Linked DNA regions of Homo sapiens: region 1 is linked to region 2. The links are chromatin loops, found by intact Hi-C in ENCODE. Cell type or tissue: heart right ventricle. All regions are shown on one strand.

What was found. Hi-C counts contacts between places; a loop is a spot of excess contacts. Peaks named below come from ENCODE experiments on the same cell type or tissue, not always from the same donor. Only the 100,000 strongest peaks of a DNase experiment are listed, where the experiment ranks them.
Region 1: it touches region 2 in a loop (5-fold over the local background); 5 of 110 quality-filtered maps call a loop at or near these places.

The regions. Positions count from the first base shown.
Region 1 is chr18:52,401,720-52,409,719 of GRCh38, forward strand. All of the region lies in intron 1 of DCC (DCC netrin 1 receptor), which reads left to right. Among named protein-coding and RNA genes, the nearest start is that of DCC, 66 kb to the left of the region's middle. In heart right ventricle, no CTCF peak of the experiment used is centred here; no DNase peak of the experiment used is centred here.
Region 2 is chr18:52,336,205-52,344,204 of GRCh38, forward strand. DCC (DCC netrin 1 receptor) reads left to right here and starts at 3,993. Exons shown (of 29, transcript NM_005215.4): 1 at 3,993-4,674. The coding sequence starts at 4,584. In heart right ventricle, a CTCF peak has its summit at 3,781; no DNase peak of the experiment used is centred here; H3K4me3 peaks cover 707 bases; H3K27me3 peaks cover 6,609 bases.

The DNA.
Region 1 (8,000 bases), 66 kb after region 2:
AAAAGTGAGATTTACTAGGAAAAGAACAAGCTTTTTTTCTGTTAGAAGTTCATTATGCTCAATTTTAGGAAGGCTTAACAAAATGATAAAGAGTTTTCCTAAAGTAATATTTCTGACATAGCTGTTCTGTCATAAATTTTTGGCCTATTTAATTCTCTACAAAAATGTAAAATTGTGTTTTCAATTATTTTTCCTGATCAACTTTGTTACATTAATACAACGAACTGCCTTTTCTGGAAGAAAATTTCAATTTATAACGATATTATAGGATGTAAAATTTCACATAAGATGGTTGACTGTCTTCAAATCGTTGCAGCTGTCTTCTAGTAAGCAAGTGTATTACTTGTCAAGGGTTGCATGTACAATTCAGTGCCCATGGACATATCTAACTGATTGGGTTATACTTTAGAAATCCTTTTAGTTTTGAAGTTTTGTTCTTTCATAGTAAGTGAAAGTAACTACCCGATATTAATGGTATATATGAAAGAGTTAAACATTTACTTTGGTGGTAGTATAGTGTGATAACTCACTCTCTGATCGATTTAAATGGATTTAAAACTGCATCTGGCCTGGTTCATTTTGGGTGATCAGAATATTTTACTCTATAAACAAGAATGCATTTGAGTAAGTAATGTGTAGACATGGGCCTCTATCGCATGTTTTCAACTCCCTGAAGTCCACTATAACAGTTCATTTTACTCATTGTGTTTGTTCTCTTCATCTTCCTTTCTATTTTCTCCATCCTTTAAGTGCCCCAGGAAAGTACCCATCAAGCTGTGACTTGAAAGTTTCAAGGAATTATTATTTCAACTGCTCTTCTAAAGGTTGGCTTCACTTCCAAATCTCCCCACTTAAAGTTTTCTTTTTTCTTCTTTCTGTCTGTCATTTACAAAATAAGTTGGTTTTTTAGATGTCGCATTTTAAATTTTGAAATGTGTAACTAATGAGACTATTTTCCTTATCTCCTTTCTTTAACCCTCCTTTATATACTGTCCTTATGGGCTAGTGTCATCATTAATTAGTTAATGTTTGTAGAATTTGTGAGCAAGAATTAGTGATAATAGGGAAAGTAGGGAATATTTGGGTTGCTGGTTGGAGGAGGAATACTAATGAATGTTAATCCTGAATGCTCACATAGTGCCTTTTGTCTTCAATATAGTTGAACGAGGCACTAATTAATTGTCATCCTACAGGATTATTATTAAAACAGTACAGTCAGTGTTCAAGTGTGCCTGGAGCAAATACAGAAGTTTAGTCACTGTATAGGCTAAGCTGAAGATGCATGTGTTTTCTGTGCAGTGGGAATGACTAATACCAAATCATTAACAGAAGGATTTGGCTAAGAAAACAGGTGCAACGGTGAAAGTTTTGATGGTGGACAAAAAGCATTTGACTATTTGTTTTTTTGAGAGTTTCAGGCAAAAGCTTTGCCTATAGTAAAGTTTACCGTATGTTTTCTAGTAATTTTTAAGAAACATCTCTACAAGTAAGCATTCAAAAGAATGATATGTGGTATCTACAAGGTAGGCCAGATCCTGGTGACATATCTCAGATTTGTCTTTGTTGTTGTCTTCTGGTCTCCCTATAAGGGAAGCAGAGATAAGGGAAAGCTGAACAGCCCTTGATGCTCTCCACTTCTTATTTTGGTGGTTTCAAGTCTTTCACTGCCCCTGTCATTCAGAAAGAGCTTACTCTGGGGCTTCTTGAGGGTCCAGACTCATACTTAACACCCTGATTAACAGCCCAATTGTGTTTTGATTCATGGCTAGAGTGTTTACTATCATCTCTCCTAAAGAGCCATTGGTCAGTAAACATGGGAATAAAAAGTGCTGCTTCTTGTCCATGAATCATCTCATTTTCCCCACCACATTCTTTATATTGTTCACTAGATTCTATGAAAAACTAATGCAGAGGAAATGAAAATGAAAATTATTCAGGAAAGAGCAACTAAGGAGGGAAGGAGGAGGCAATGCCTTAGTGCCTTTGTGTGTGTATGTGTGTGTGTGTTCAAAGCATAACCCTTCCCTAAATAATGCATTTGCTGCTAATTCAATAGCATATTTCACACTTGAGAAGAGCCTCCTCAGCAGCACTTGATGCCAGCCCTAGTGCTCTTAAAAGCAGGCCTTCTTTAATGTATGTTTGATGAGTGTATTGTTCACTGAGAGATGAACAAATAATGATTTGGAATTCTCTGTGTCACTAGACATTATGTAGAGCTTTAGTCATGGGCAATTAGTAAGCATTAACCCTCCTGGTGATTTACACTGTATTTCTTAGATTCAGAATGGTCATTTTCTGGAAAAACAAAAGTATATTCCAACAGGGCATGTCTTTGGCTAGACAGAAGGTTCTGCCTGACTTTGAGGGGTAGGAGGTGGGATTCCTAAAGACAGCGGTACAATGATACATGGACTTATCAGGCAAAAAAATATGGTGTCAGCTCATTATTAATATTTCCCTGAACTCTAGAGACATCATTTATCATGTATTAAGGAGGGAAATGATTATGTTCATAATGTAGAGCTTTAATGAATTGAAAATGTACAGACATCATTGAGCAACTCTTCCTTCCATAGGTCAGGCTGACTATGCTTTTACTGAAGAGAATGGGTTAGTACCATGGAGAACAGTCATTCTTCTTAGATGGCGAGCATCTGACACTCAACTTGAAAGATAACATAAGAGTAAAATGATGTACGCTGACTGTGTGCCTTCCTCCTGCTGCATAGTGAACACTTCTGTAACGTTAAACATGTTGAGTTTATATTGCATAACTGAAGTTGGTAAAGAAAGAAATCTTTCCAAGGACACACACAGTAAACCTGTATGCAGAAATACGAAGAAAAGAGTGACTAGCCCTTATCCCTATATTGGTAAAAATGGGCAGATTTCTACTTTGCAGCCCGAAGTTAAGAATGGAGTTTTCTTTTTTGTTTTCTTTTTTTTTTTTAAATTATACTTTAAGTTTTAGGGTACATGTGCACATTGTGCAGGTTAGTTACATATGTATACATGTGCGATGCTGGTGCGCTGCACCCACTAACTCGTCATCTAGCATTAGGTATATCTCCCAATGCTATCCCTCCCCCCTCCCCCCACCCGACAACAGTCCCCAGAGTGTGATATTCCCCTTCCTGTGTCCATGTGATCTCATTGTTCAATTCCCACCTATGAGTGAGAATATGCGGTGTTTGGTTTTTTGTTCTTGTGACAGTTTACTGAGAATGATGATTTCCAATTTCATCCATGTCCCTACAAAGGACATGAGCTCATCATTTTTTATGGCTGCATAGTATTCCATGGTGTATATGTGCCACATTTTCTTAATCCAGTCTATCATTGTTGGACATTTCGGTTGGTTCCAAGTCTTTGCTATTGTGAATAATGCCACAATAAACATATGTGTGCATGTGTCTTTATAGCAGCATGATTTATAGTCCTTTGGGTATATACCCAGTAATGGGATGGCTGGGTCAAATGGTATTTCTAGTTCTAGATCCCTGAGGAATCGCCACACTGTCTTCCACAATGGTTAAACTAGTTTACAGTCCCACCAACAGTGTAAAAGTGTTCCTATTTCTCCACATCCTCTCCAGCACCTGTTGTTTCCTGACTTTTTAATGATTGCCATTCTAACTGGTGTGAGATGGTATCTCATTGTGGTTTTGATTTGCATTTCTCTGATGGCCAGTGATGATGAGCGTTTTTTCATGTGTTTTTTGGCTGCATAAATGTCTTCTTTTGAGAAGTGTCTGTTCATGTCCTTCGCCCACTTTTTGATGGGGTTGTTTGTATACACCAACAACAGACAAACAGAGAGCCGAATCGTGAGTGAACTCCCATTCACAATTGCTTCAAAGAGAATAAAATACCTAGGAATCCAACTTACAAGGGATGTGAAGGACCTCTTCAAGGAGAACTACAAACCACTGCTCAAGGAAATAAAAGAGGATACAAACAAATGGAAGAACATTCCATGCTTATGGGTAGGAAGAATCAATATCGTGAAAATGGCCATACTGCCCAAGGTAATTTACAGATTCAATGCCATCCCCATCAAGCTACCAATGCCTTTCTTCACAGAATTGGAAAAAACTACTTTAAAGTTCATATGGAACCAAAAAAGAGCCTGCATCGCGAAGTCAATCCTAAGCCAAAAGAACAAAGCTGGAGGCATCACACTACCTGACTTCAAACTATACTACAAGGCTACAGTAACCAAAACAGCATAGTACTGGTACCAAAACAGAGATATAGATCAATGGAACAGAACAGAGCCCTCAGAAATAACGCCGCATATCTACAACTATCTGATCTTTGACAAACCTGAGAAAAACAAGCAATGGGGAAAGGATTCCCTATTTAATAAATGGTGCTGGGAAAACTGGCTAGCCATATGTAGAAAGCTGAAACTGGATCCCTTCCTTACACCTTATACAAAAATCAATTCAAGTTGGATTGAAGACTTAAATGTTAGACCTAAAACCATAAAAACCAGAGAAGAAAACCTAGGCATTACCATTCAGGACATAGGCATGGTCAAGGACTTCATGTCTAAAACACCAAAAGCAATGGCAACAAAAGCCAAAATTGACAAATGGGATCTAATTAAACTAAAGAGCTTCTGCACGGCAAAAGAAACTACCATCAGAGTGAACAGGCAACCTACAAAATGGGAGAAAATTTTCGCAACCTACTCATCTGACAAAGGGCTAATATCCAGAATCTACAATGAACTCAAACAAATTTACAAGAAAAAGAATGGAGTTTTCAGAGTAGGCCTACTAAGCCTATGACAGCATTATTGCTTAATTCGGACTCTGGATAATGGGCTCCAGATTCTTACATAGTCCAGGAATGATCCTCTGCAATCTCTGTGCCCTTCTGATTAAAATAAATGTTCAAAGATGATAAAGGGCTAGCTAATCCTTTTACTTCTTACTGTCTCTCTGTTACAACTTGTATGTTTGTAAATTTTATATGGAATCTTGTAAAATTAAAACAAAACAAATGTTTTACAGTTTGGGAGGTACCCTAGAGGTTGATTCCTCAAAGCTCCAGAGACTGTTAATGATAGTTACCCAGTGTAGCAATCTATGTAGGTAGATTCAGTATGATATAAGACAGTCTGAACTAATGATTATTTGTTTTCCTTTTAATAAACCCATGTGTGAGTCTGTATGTATCTGTGTGGTTGCATTCTCTGCCAGGTTTGTTTTGTATTTTCAAATGAATATTTTTGTTGAGATTCACACCGGTGCTTAAAAATCACCATGTTGTTTTGTCTCTGACTTCTCCTACTAGATTGGTGAGTTTGATTACTGTAGTCTTTTCTAAATAGCACTCTCCATAATCTTTTCCTGTGGAAACATTTGGTGGCACAATTGTCACTCCTGCAGCTAGGTGTTGATTATTAACAACCACTTATTTTTGCTCCATGATTGCTGTCATGTAAATTCCCAGGAAGTGGGGTCAGCCAGTCCTGAGTCTATCCTACAGTCAGTGATGCTTATGGGCAAATGTCAAGAGAAACTTTGTACCTTAGCGTTGAAGGTGAAGAGCACTCCTGAGGTAAATATGAGATAGTTTTACTAGAAACAGTAAAACAAAAGATGAAAGATATGTTGAGTAATATAAACCTAATAAGAGATGAATGTGCATTTGATATATTTTCGGTTGTCCAGGTCCAAAAGAGGTCTTGGTCTTCAAGACCCAACTCAAAATAAATTAATAACCTGGTCATACTCCAATTACTTCCTTGATATTGATTATCTGAATATCTCCAAACATTCACGCCCTTATATAAGGGCCTCTTAAAATTATTCTTTAATTGTTTCAACTTTTTATGTTCTATTTCAATTAGATTGAAAAAAAAGCCAACTCTTTGGGATAGAAACTCCTTTTCTTCTGGTGTTCTTGCATCTTCTTCCATCTATCTACACAATGCATCTTCAATATGAAGCTTGTTGAAGAAATGAATGAATGAATGGTTAGGTTGGAAAGCAGAGATTTCAAAGTGTTCTCTAAAATCATAATACATTTATAGAAAAGTACATTCTCTATTTCTAAGCTAGCAGTTTTTTCTGTGTACAGCTTCCCTCTCCAAATATTTTGTACCAAAATACCCATGGCCTACATTTCTGTGGAGGCCATATATGGAAAGCAATGAGATAATCAAAAAATTCCTTTAGTTATTTTGCCTCTTGCCTTACTCCATCCAATACTAGCCTGTTGATTTTCATTCTCTTAGTTTAATTGGTTAATGTGGTTAAGACTTAAGTATAACTGACTCAGGCAAACTTTGTATCTACTTATAAATCTGCTGTTTTTATGAGAAAATAAATGACAATAAGTCTTCTGTCTTACAGAAATATATTATTCATCCAATAAGCCTATGAAAAGTCCAAAAACTTCTTGGGACTTACTATCAATCACATATCCAAATGCCATATATGATATTCTAAAATAATATACTAGTATGAGACTAGTTTAGAAGGTCTAGCTGTCAAAATCCAGATTTTTTTAAGAACTGAAATGAGATTAGATTCAACACCAGTTTTTTATATAAAATGTAGTTAGAAGACATTTTAATTTTTTTAAGCTTTTTTCATGGAGGAAAGTCTTTTTAAAAATTTTTATTAAATTTTCTTAAAGAATATCTACAATGACAAATGCTGAATTCAGGATGCATGAAGAATTATGAACTGAAATTATACATTTTGAATTTCATTTTAGAAATATGAGATAAGTTTTTATCAGCCCCTGTTGGCAAAGACAATTCCTGATGTGGACCATAAAACAACTCAGGCCTACAAATTAATTTATAAGTAATTACACCCCAGGTTTTTAGATATTTAGTTCATATGCAAAAGTTGACTGCACATTAATGCAGTTTGGATGTATAGTTTGTTATTTTATATTCCTCTGAAGCATCAAGCATCTATAGCTCCAGAAAACTCTGGATTTATTAAGCATATGGTACTGGAAAAAATATAATTTCATACCCTAAGCATTTTCAGCTTAACTCATCATTGTATTAACTATTAGATTTTCTTTCATTTCTCAAATTGTTGTGCATTTTGTGATAGATTTGTAAACTATCTGTAAGGAATCTTTTCACTGGAAACTTCTGAGTTCTCTTTAAAGGGCAGACAAAATGATTTGTGGGAGTTTGGGGAGTGCTATTTGTTTTTATTAGGTTGAACTACAAGGCTCATGTCATCCTTATGAGGTAGATCCAAAAGCAGCTCACTTTTGTTCATTAAGGTCAAATGAATGTCTTGGGATATACCCCTACAGACAATCCTGAGTTCTCATCAGCACAAAGCACTTCTTGTTACAGAGAGAAATGTTTTGATTCATTATTTCAGGAAAGGATGCCAAGGAAAAAAAGCAGCTGACTTACAACAGCAGTTCGTACATTTCCTGGACTGTTGGGATGTATCATGTATTCCATTTACATTGCACCTGCCTCAGGCACAGGATATCACTACGTAAGAGCAAACATATTGGCAAGTAACAATATGGTGTATGTGGTTGTAGGTAAGGATGCTATCCAAAGGCAACTGATTCTGTTGTGATTCAGAGTAGACTGCAGACAATGCTCATCAGCCACAATTCATCATAATAACTTGTGTGTATCTAAACTCTTATACATTGGTAGAGTGTCATATTGAACCATATGAAATTGCTGATATTCAACTGTTTTTTCTTAGCTTATAAAACTGGAATTTTATGTAGTTTAATCTAATACTTTCACATTTATTATTCCCCTTCGAAAGGCTACCTGCCATGCTTGAAAGCACACTGGATTTAGAGCCAGCGGCCTGGGTCCATGTCCCAACTTACATGCCACTTGCTTGCTGGGTGACCTTTACAAATCCATTAGAGATTGAACAGTGACATGTGGGAACAAAGAAAAATCTAATTCATGAGCTATTTATCAGTTTTTTGACTAACAGTTTCTGGATAGAGAGCCTTCTTCACAGGGGTGATAT
Region 2 (8,000 bases):
ACCAAGATTTCTTTTAAATTAGTCCCTTCATTGAAACTCATACTCTTCCACAGTCTGAGGGGAAAAGGATTACTCCCAGCAGTGCCTCCATGAGGGACGCAAAGCTTCTCCTTCAAACAAGCCCCAGAAAATGTCTTCTTCACTCTGATTGGCTGAGGGCTCAGTTTTGAATTTCTCATCGTGATCAGAAAGACAGGCTACTCTGCGTGACTAAAGTGATTCAGGATCCATTACCTCAATTTTGTAGTTGAGAAATGTGGAGCAGTAGTACCCTCAGAGCAAACTGTAAGACCTGTTATTAGAATAAGTTAGAAGAGATTAGGAGGAAGACAAGCAAGCAAACAAAAAACAAAAACAAAAGCCCACAAATATCACCTAAAATATACCACTTCACCCCATGATTGTAAATTAGCCCATGTCAAATGACCACATCATATTTATATTTGTATATTCTATATAGATAGCACATAGCCTAAGTCTAATATAATAATTGGCTTTCTTAAATGACTAAATGGTGAACTATTATATTGTCACATTCATGTGATTTGATCTGCAACGTAATAAAATTCATAGCTTTATAATACCTTTTGACTAGGTGTTATTGGTTTTGCAAATATATTTCTCAAATATGTTTTAGAAAGTATTGAAAGTCAGATTATGATATTGGGAGAACAAAAATAGATTCAGATAATTAATTTTCAGAATAAAAATAAGACAAGAATGCAGTTCCAAAATGGATGTTCTGAAAGGAATTGTACACTTTTAATTTGTCTTATTTTCTTGGCCTAATCTCAGAAAATCAATGCTCCTCATACACCCCCACCCCTAATACACACATAACTAAGAGTATATGTGATTTGAAAAAACTGAAAGTGCAGATTAATGCACCTTCTGAACTCAAAAGTGTGTCTGGACATCTGTATATTCTATCACCAGATTAAACCTCAGAAGGGGTCTTTCAAAACGTCTTAAATACTATGTGAAGAGTATCAGCTATGCTAAACTATTTGCTGTGGCCCGCATTTCTCTCCTGTTTCTGCCTGATCTTTTGATATTCTTTTTTTGTTTTTGTTTTCCTAGTAAGAGGCTATGTGGCAAGTGGGCCTGATACCTCTGAGAGGAGAGATGAGGAGACGCAGTGTCTCTCAAGTATAAATCACTGAACTGTGAGTCAGAAAATAGCAAAGTTGTTTCTAAGAGAATACTCTAAAATCAAGCTGAGTCATCTAAGATGAAGGAAAGAGTATTGGGGAAGAGAATACAAGCAACTTTCAGAAGCTAGCTGTGGAACCAAATGAGTATCTAAGAGGAAGAGAAGTCAATGGTCTTTTGTAGAAGCCCATTAGTCAGTGGACTGATGGCTTGGATTACTCAGTACAGGGGTCAAGGGCCATAGTGAAGAGTAACTTGATCACTAGAACAGCTATGTGAGGCTGAAGGAGATCTGAGTGGTATTTGGTTTTCTGTTTCTGTATTAATTTGCTGAGGATAATGCTTTCCATCTTCATCTGTATCCCTGTGAAGGACATGATTTCATTCCTTTTTATGGCTGCATAGTATTCCGTGGTGTATATACACCACATTTTCTTTATCCGGTCTATTATTGATGAGCATTTAGGATGATTCCATGTCTTTGCTATTATGAATAGTGCTGCAATGAACATATGTGTGCATGTACCTTTATAATAGAATGATTTACATTCTTTTGGGTGTATATCCAGTAACAAGATTGCTGGGTCAAATGGTATTTCTGCCTCTAAGTCTTTGAGGAATAACCACAATGTCTTCCACAATGTTCTCACTTATAAGTGGGAGCAAAATGATGAGAACACATGGACACATGGCGAGGGAACAAAACACACTGGGATCTCTCAGAGGGAGGGGCTGAGGGGAGGGAAAGCATTAGGAAGAATAGCTAATGGATGCTGAGCTTCATACCTAGGCGATGGGATGATCTGTGCAGCAAACCACCATGGCACACATTTAGCTCTGTAACAAACCTGCATATCCTGCACATGTACCATGAACTTAAAATAAATTTGAAGAAAAATCCAGATCTGAGCAACATGGACCATTTTTGGTTTCCTACCCTCCCTCCCACTTGTTGAAGACATCCTATTACTGATATGGGAAATACAGGACTTCATTAGTCTTGAGAAGAAGTTGCAACTCTTCCCTCATACCTACTATCTTATGCAATGGTTCTTTACATCATTTTGGCAGGGAGGCAGGCTTGAACTCACCTTATACATTTACTGAAAGCTAAAGATTCCCTTCCCAGTTAAACAGCATGTTCACACAAGCCAATCACTTTTCATAAAATTTCAGGATATTCACAAACTTCCTGAATTTTGTTGGTGGAGACTTCCTGGGAAGATTCATGGACTGAGTTAAGAACCCTTGCTGTAGAACCCAGTCCTGAACCACTAGAGGCTTCACCTCAGCTAATGGAAGTTTTGAGTGTTTCAAGAAATTTGGGGGTAACCAAAGAGTTTCATCCAATTCTAAAGAATCCATCCATGTAAGCTATTTCAGAAGGTTTTGCTTTAGTGAACACAGGCACTTCATATTTTAACTTTTCCAGGACAGGAAGGAATGGGCATGACTAGGGATCTAAAACACTGTTGTCCAGTTCCAGCATCATAGGAGTTTCCCTGATGATGATTTTATCCTGGATTTTTCATGCTTTCCCTCACGCCTTTCTTCTTAAATAGATGTTCACATTCTCTCTGCTCACAGCCTGGTGAGCATGGGAGGGTGACAAGAACAGGTGGGGAAGAATCTAGTAAGGAATGGTCTGAATCCACAGCTGAACATCTCCTTAAACGACAGAATTTTACCAGAATGACATTTCTATTCATTATCCTTCCCGGCCAAATTAATTGGTTTGTAAGTTCACTTATTCTGCAGAAACGTATTGGCATGTGCAGAATTCCAAGTTCTATGCTAGCATCTGTGAGGAGTGCAAAAATGGATGGCATACAACCTCTCTCTTCTCAAAGGAGCTTGAGTTCCCGCAGCAGAGACAAGTTATGCAAAGGAACTCAGCTTAAAACAGTTTCCTGAAAGGGCTTTACTGTTCACCCTTCCTAAGTTTCCTGCTGTGTGTGTGCTTGTGTGTGTGTGCACACACACGCGTGTGTATGGTTGCTTCACTTTATCTGCCAGGGACTGGAGAAATGTCTCTCTTGTTTTCCCAGAGCACCCCCTCCATTACGTGAACCATCATATTTATCACGATACTTTATAATTATCCATTTAGCTTCTCTCCTGACGGATCACAAACCCCTTGAGGATAGAGACTGAGTCTCACTGGATGTCCCAACTATTTCCTGGGAGCCAACAGAACACCTGGAACATGATAAGTGCTTTTAAATATGTTAAAGAAAACAATTGCGAGAGAAGAGAGAACACAGACGACATGAGACGTCCTACAAAAGGAGGCCCCTTAGCTATTATGTCAGGAAATAACTCTGGCCTTTGTCCTGTCCGCTGTGTGTTTCAGGATCTCGATTTCCCTCCCGTCCTAGAAGGGAGTTGGATCAGGTGATTCTTTCCAAATGAAAAATTGTATTTTAAATAATGCCAAGGGCAGAGAAGGAAGTAAACATCCTGGCCACCTCCTCCGCCTTAAACGCCCGCCTAGGTTTTACAGTCAAATACCAATAATTTCCTGAAGGCTGAGTGTCAAACACGGTCGCTGCAAAACCTCCAGACGCTCAGGATGTTCGCAGGCTCCATTGACAAAAGTGACTTCCCACGCTTTGCCCACAGAGGGCATCCCTGCGCATTGATACGCAGACCAGGCAAATGCAGCTCCTGGAAGCCTCCTCGGTCCGCTCTTTTTTCCCTAAGCCATAGTCTGTCTGCCCCCACCCCCTTCCCGTGGAATCTTTGCCTGATCCAGTTCGTTTCCCTCCGGTCTCCACATTTTCCCTTCCAGCCCTCCACTTCTCCGGATCAATGTGTAGTACGGTTCCAACTCCCAGCTCGCACACCGCTGGCGGACACCCCAGTAACAAGTGAGAGCGCTCCACCCCGCAGTCCCCCCCGCCTCTCCTCCCTGGGTCCCCTCGGCTCTCGGAAGAAAAACCAACAGCATCTCCAGCTCTCGCGCGGAATTGTCTCTTCAACTTTACCCAACCGACGACAAGGAACCAGCCTCAACCTTTTAATGCACAGCCCGGCCACAGGATTGCCTTCCATCTCCTCTTGGTCCCTCCTGGATGTGGTTTATTGATGACTTGCGAGCCCCTCAGAGAGCTGTCTTCCCTCCTCTGGCTCCCTCCGTTTCCTTGAGTTAGTTTTCTAAGGTTTTACCGGGGCTCGGGATCTCTTGGACCGAATGGAACTTTTTGCTGCCTGCTTTTGCTGCTGATTCTGTCAGTGGACAAGGAAAAAGGCTTCGAAGGCAGCAGAGGCGCAGGGGAGGTGGAGAAAGAGGTGGAGGAAGAGGACGAGGAGGAGGAGGAAGCCGAAGGGGCTCGGCGCGTGTGTGTGCATGTGTGCATGCGTGTGTGAGTGCATGTGTGTGAGTGCTGCCGCTGCCCGCGACCCCTGGCCCCGAAGGTGTTGGCTGAAATATGGAGAATAGTCTTAGATGTGTTTGGGTACCCAAGCTGGCTTTTGTACTCTTCGGAGCTTCCTTGTTCAGCGCGCATCTTCAAGTAACCGGTAAGTGGCTCTTTCCTTTCTTCTCGTCGCACCCCCTTCCGTACCCCACTTCCCTTCTCATTTCATTTGGCGAGTAGTAGAATTGGGGTGGGGGATAGCAAGAGATTTGGCGCTTGCGCTGCCCCCATTTGCGCACCGATGATAAAAGATAGAAGAGTTTTTTTCTTCCCTGGGGGCGGATGATGGTGGGGGGGTGGTACAAGGGGCGCCCCTTCGCTGTTTTAAAATCTGATGCTTCACGCATTTTTGCTTCTGCAAATACTTGGGTTGGTTTGGAGAGCCGGCGGGCTGGGGCAGGTGCTGGGGATATCGTTGAAAGGAACTGGGCTGGGTCCTTAAAGCCCCAGAAACCTACCAAGTGGGGAGGATTGGGGCAACAGGAGCAGGCGAGGAGGACATCCAGGGGCTTTGAGGAAGTCTGCGCAGAATGTAGATGGTGGGGCTGAGTCGTTGGTGTGTGAATACATCTCCTTTTGGTTTGGATTTTTGGACTTGGTGATTGAGAATAGGGAAAGGGACAGCTAATATGTTTTGGTACTTCCAAGGAGGGGATCCTGGTACTGAAGGAGGCACAGAGTTGCCAAGGAGGAGGGGAGGTGTGTTTAATATTGTTTTATTTTTTAACGGTGAATGTAGTTCGCAAGCTGAGTCTCCATATAGCTCCAGGACACCTCCAAACTCCAAGTGATTGATATTCCAGAGAACCGGCGCCCTGACCCTGGCACTTGCCTAGCTCAGTTTCTAATTAAAAATGGCAAAACTGTTTGGGGATTGGATCTGGCTAGTGCAGGAGAAAGAGGGACCTGGAGGCTGGCTGATCAGGACTGCTGTAATCTCCGAATACGGAGCTGGCGGCTTCGACGGCCAAAAGAATAGAAAAGAGCAAAATGACTCATGATAAGGTCCACTTGTTTTGCGGGACCTCACCGCAAGTGTAGATGGGCACTGGGGTACAGTGAGCGGTCCTGGCAAAGAAGGAGAGGAGAGCGGCTGGATGAGCATTCAGAGAGCCCTTCGGAAACGACCTTTTTCCAAATCCAAAGGAAAAACAGGCTCAGGCAGAGACCGGGCGTTGAGTAGGAGCTCCCCAGTTCGTGCCTGGGAAATTAACAGGGAATGGCACATCAATCGCGGCCAAGCCCCCAGCCTCCCCGGAGTCCGCAGCTCCGGCTTTCTCTTCTCTGCTAAGTGCTGCATGGCCAAGGGTTGCGAACGCGAGCAGAAAATGCGCCTCTCACTGTCGCGAGGGATTCAGACAGTCAAGCGCCAAGGCAGCCCGAGGCTCCCCAAAGCCTCGCTCGGCCGCACGCGGGCAGGAATCTGCGCTTGCACTCGGGCTCAGCTCCTCATCTTCCTTTGGCCAGAGACAGAGAGAGCAGGCAGGAGGGGTGTGTGTGTGTGCGTGTGTGTGTGTGTGTGTGTGCACGCGCGCTGTCCTGTGATGAGCGCGTACCCGCATCCCCGCGCTTAGCCGCTGGTGCTCCCTCCCTCCGTCTGTCCCTCCCGGGCCGGTCCCCTCCTCCCCTGGCTCTTCTCTCCCGGAGCTTTGTCCTCAACAATTACTCTCGCAAAAGGTGGGTGGGGGTGGGGGGGTGGGCATCTCCACAGTAATGAATAGGTGTCTGTTTTAAATTGCCTCCTCGAGACCCTCAAATGCTAGAGGCTGCGGGGAGGAGGACCCTCCTTCTGCCCAGAAGATTGACTTGGGCTTTCTATAGCAGTTTGGGAGACCTATGCGGACGGGAAAGGGGAAGTTCAGGGGGCATCCCTTACTGGGTAGAAAGTCTGCCTAACAGCAGCACTGCTGACCTGAAATGTGCTAGCTGAATGCACTGCATGAAGCAAGGTGTACAAAAATGAACAATGATGTCTTGTCAATTACACGACAGTATTTTAAAGCTATTACTCAAGTGACTTTTGTCTGGCATAGGGTGGGGGTAGATTAATAGAGATAAATTTATGTGCGTTTTATTAATGTCTAAATTAATTAAATATTCTCTTTGCATTTATTTACATTTCTTGTCCAGAGAGTCAGGGCCATGTATTACTGCTTCATTTTAATTTTCTCCTCAACAGACAGATCTATGCTTGAAAAAGCAGATGTAAGGAAGGGATACATACACACACATACACATGGGTTATGTTGGTGGATAGGCTAACGGATCTAAATCTTTAAACTTTTCTGCACTTCTAAATCTATATCTGTTATTTGCAAGTGAGTCGTGATGCAGTTTGCGCAGCTCGCAGGAAAGTGGATGGTGCATTTTTAAGATATTGCCAATTCACAACACTCTGGCCTTTGCTCATTAATCTGAGTATCACTTCTTTCTCTTAGTAATAATTTCCCCTGTTTAGGAACATGGCAGGAAACTTACAACGAGAAAGCATAGTTCACTCTATAAAAGGACCAGTAGGAGGTGCCCTTAATAAGGCCAAGTGTCTAGTTTACTGGCAGAGAAATTCCCATTCAGCCGGGTGTTTTAAAGACTTTGTTGATTGGTAACAAAGGATTATGGAGACTAGCACAATAGCACTGGGCCCTTTCCCACTTTCTAGGTAAAGTCTGAAGCTGCTGTAGATTTGTATGAAACTGTGATGATTTAACAAAGGACAGCCCTGAAAAGTGTCAGTAGAGAGTGAGGACTTGATGTTGGGGGAGGAGGATGGTGACTTTTTAGTTGGCTTCTGTAAGATGTCATCTTCTTATATATTTGACATGAGCCACAGGCACAGGAACCTTATAGAGTCTCAGGGGATCTCAGATAAGATAACAATTTTGGATGTTGGATGTTAATGAGTGAAAAATGAGGCATACATATTAATTAATTCTTCATACATGTTTGGGTTCCATTGCATTGAAAAAAATCTGTGAGTGTTTAATGTAGTCTGGATATGCTGAAATGAGGCTGGTCGCCCTCCCTAGGCGACCTCTTCTCATTCCCCCAACCAAAGCAGATCAGATGCCCCCATGTGGGTTTGCTTTTGAGTGGCGGGAGTATGGCAGAGCCTGAGGGCTCGGGGTAGGCTGGCAGTCCACTCCTCTGTGAGTGCCGCAGTATAAATCACCAGTACCTGTCAGTGTCCATTTCCCACACAGCAGCAGCTGCCCTCTGAGTTATAAAGCATGGGAAACGGCCACCACATGTGTTATATGTGAATATATTAGGCTTAGTGCCTTTGCTTTAATGCTCTTAAAAGCCAGGCTGGCTTGAGATGCTGATAGGCATTTTTTTCTGGGGAGAGATTTATAACTTCTCAGTGTGTATGACTTAAATTTATTCTCTGGCAAGTTAACCTCTTAGCAAACTTCCTTATTGTTTTCATTG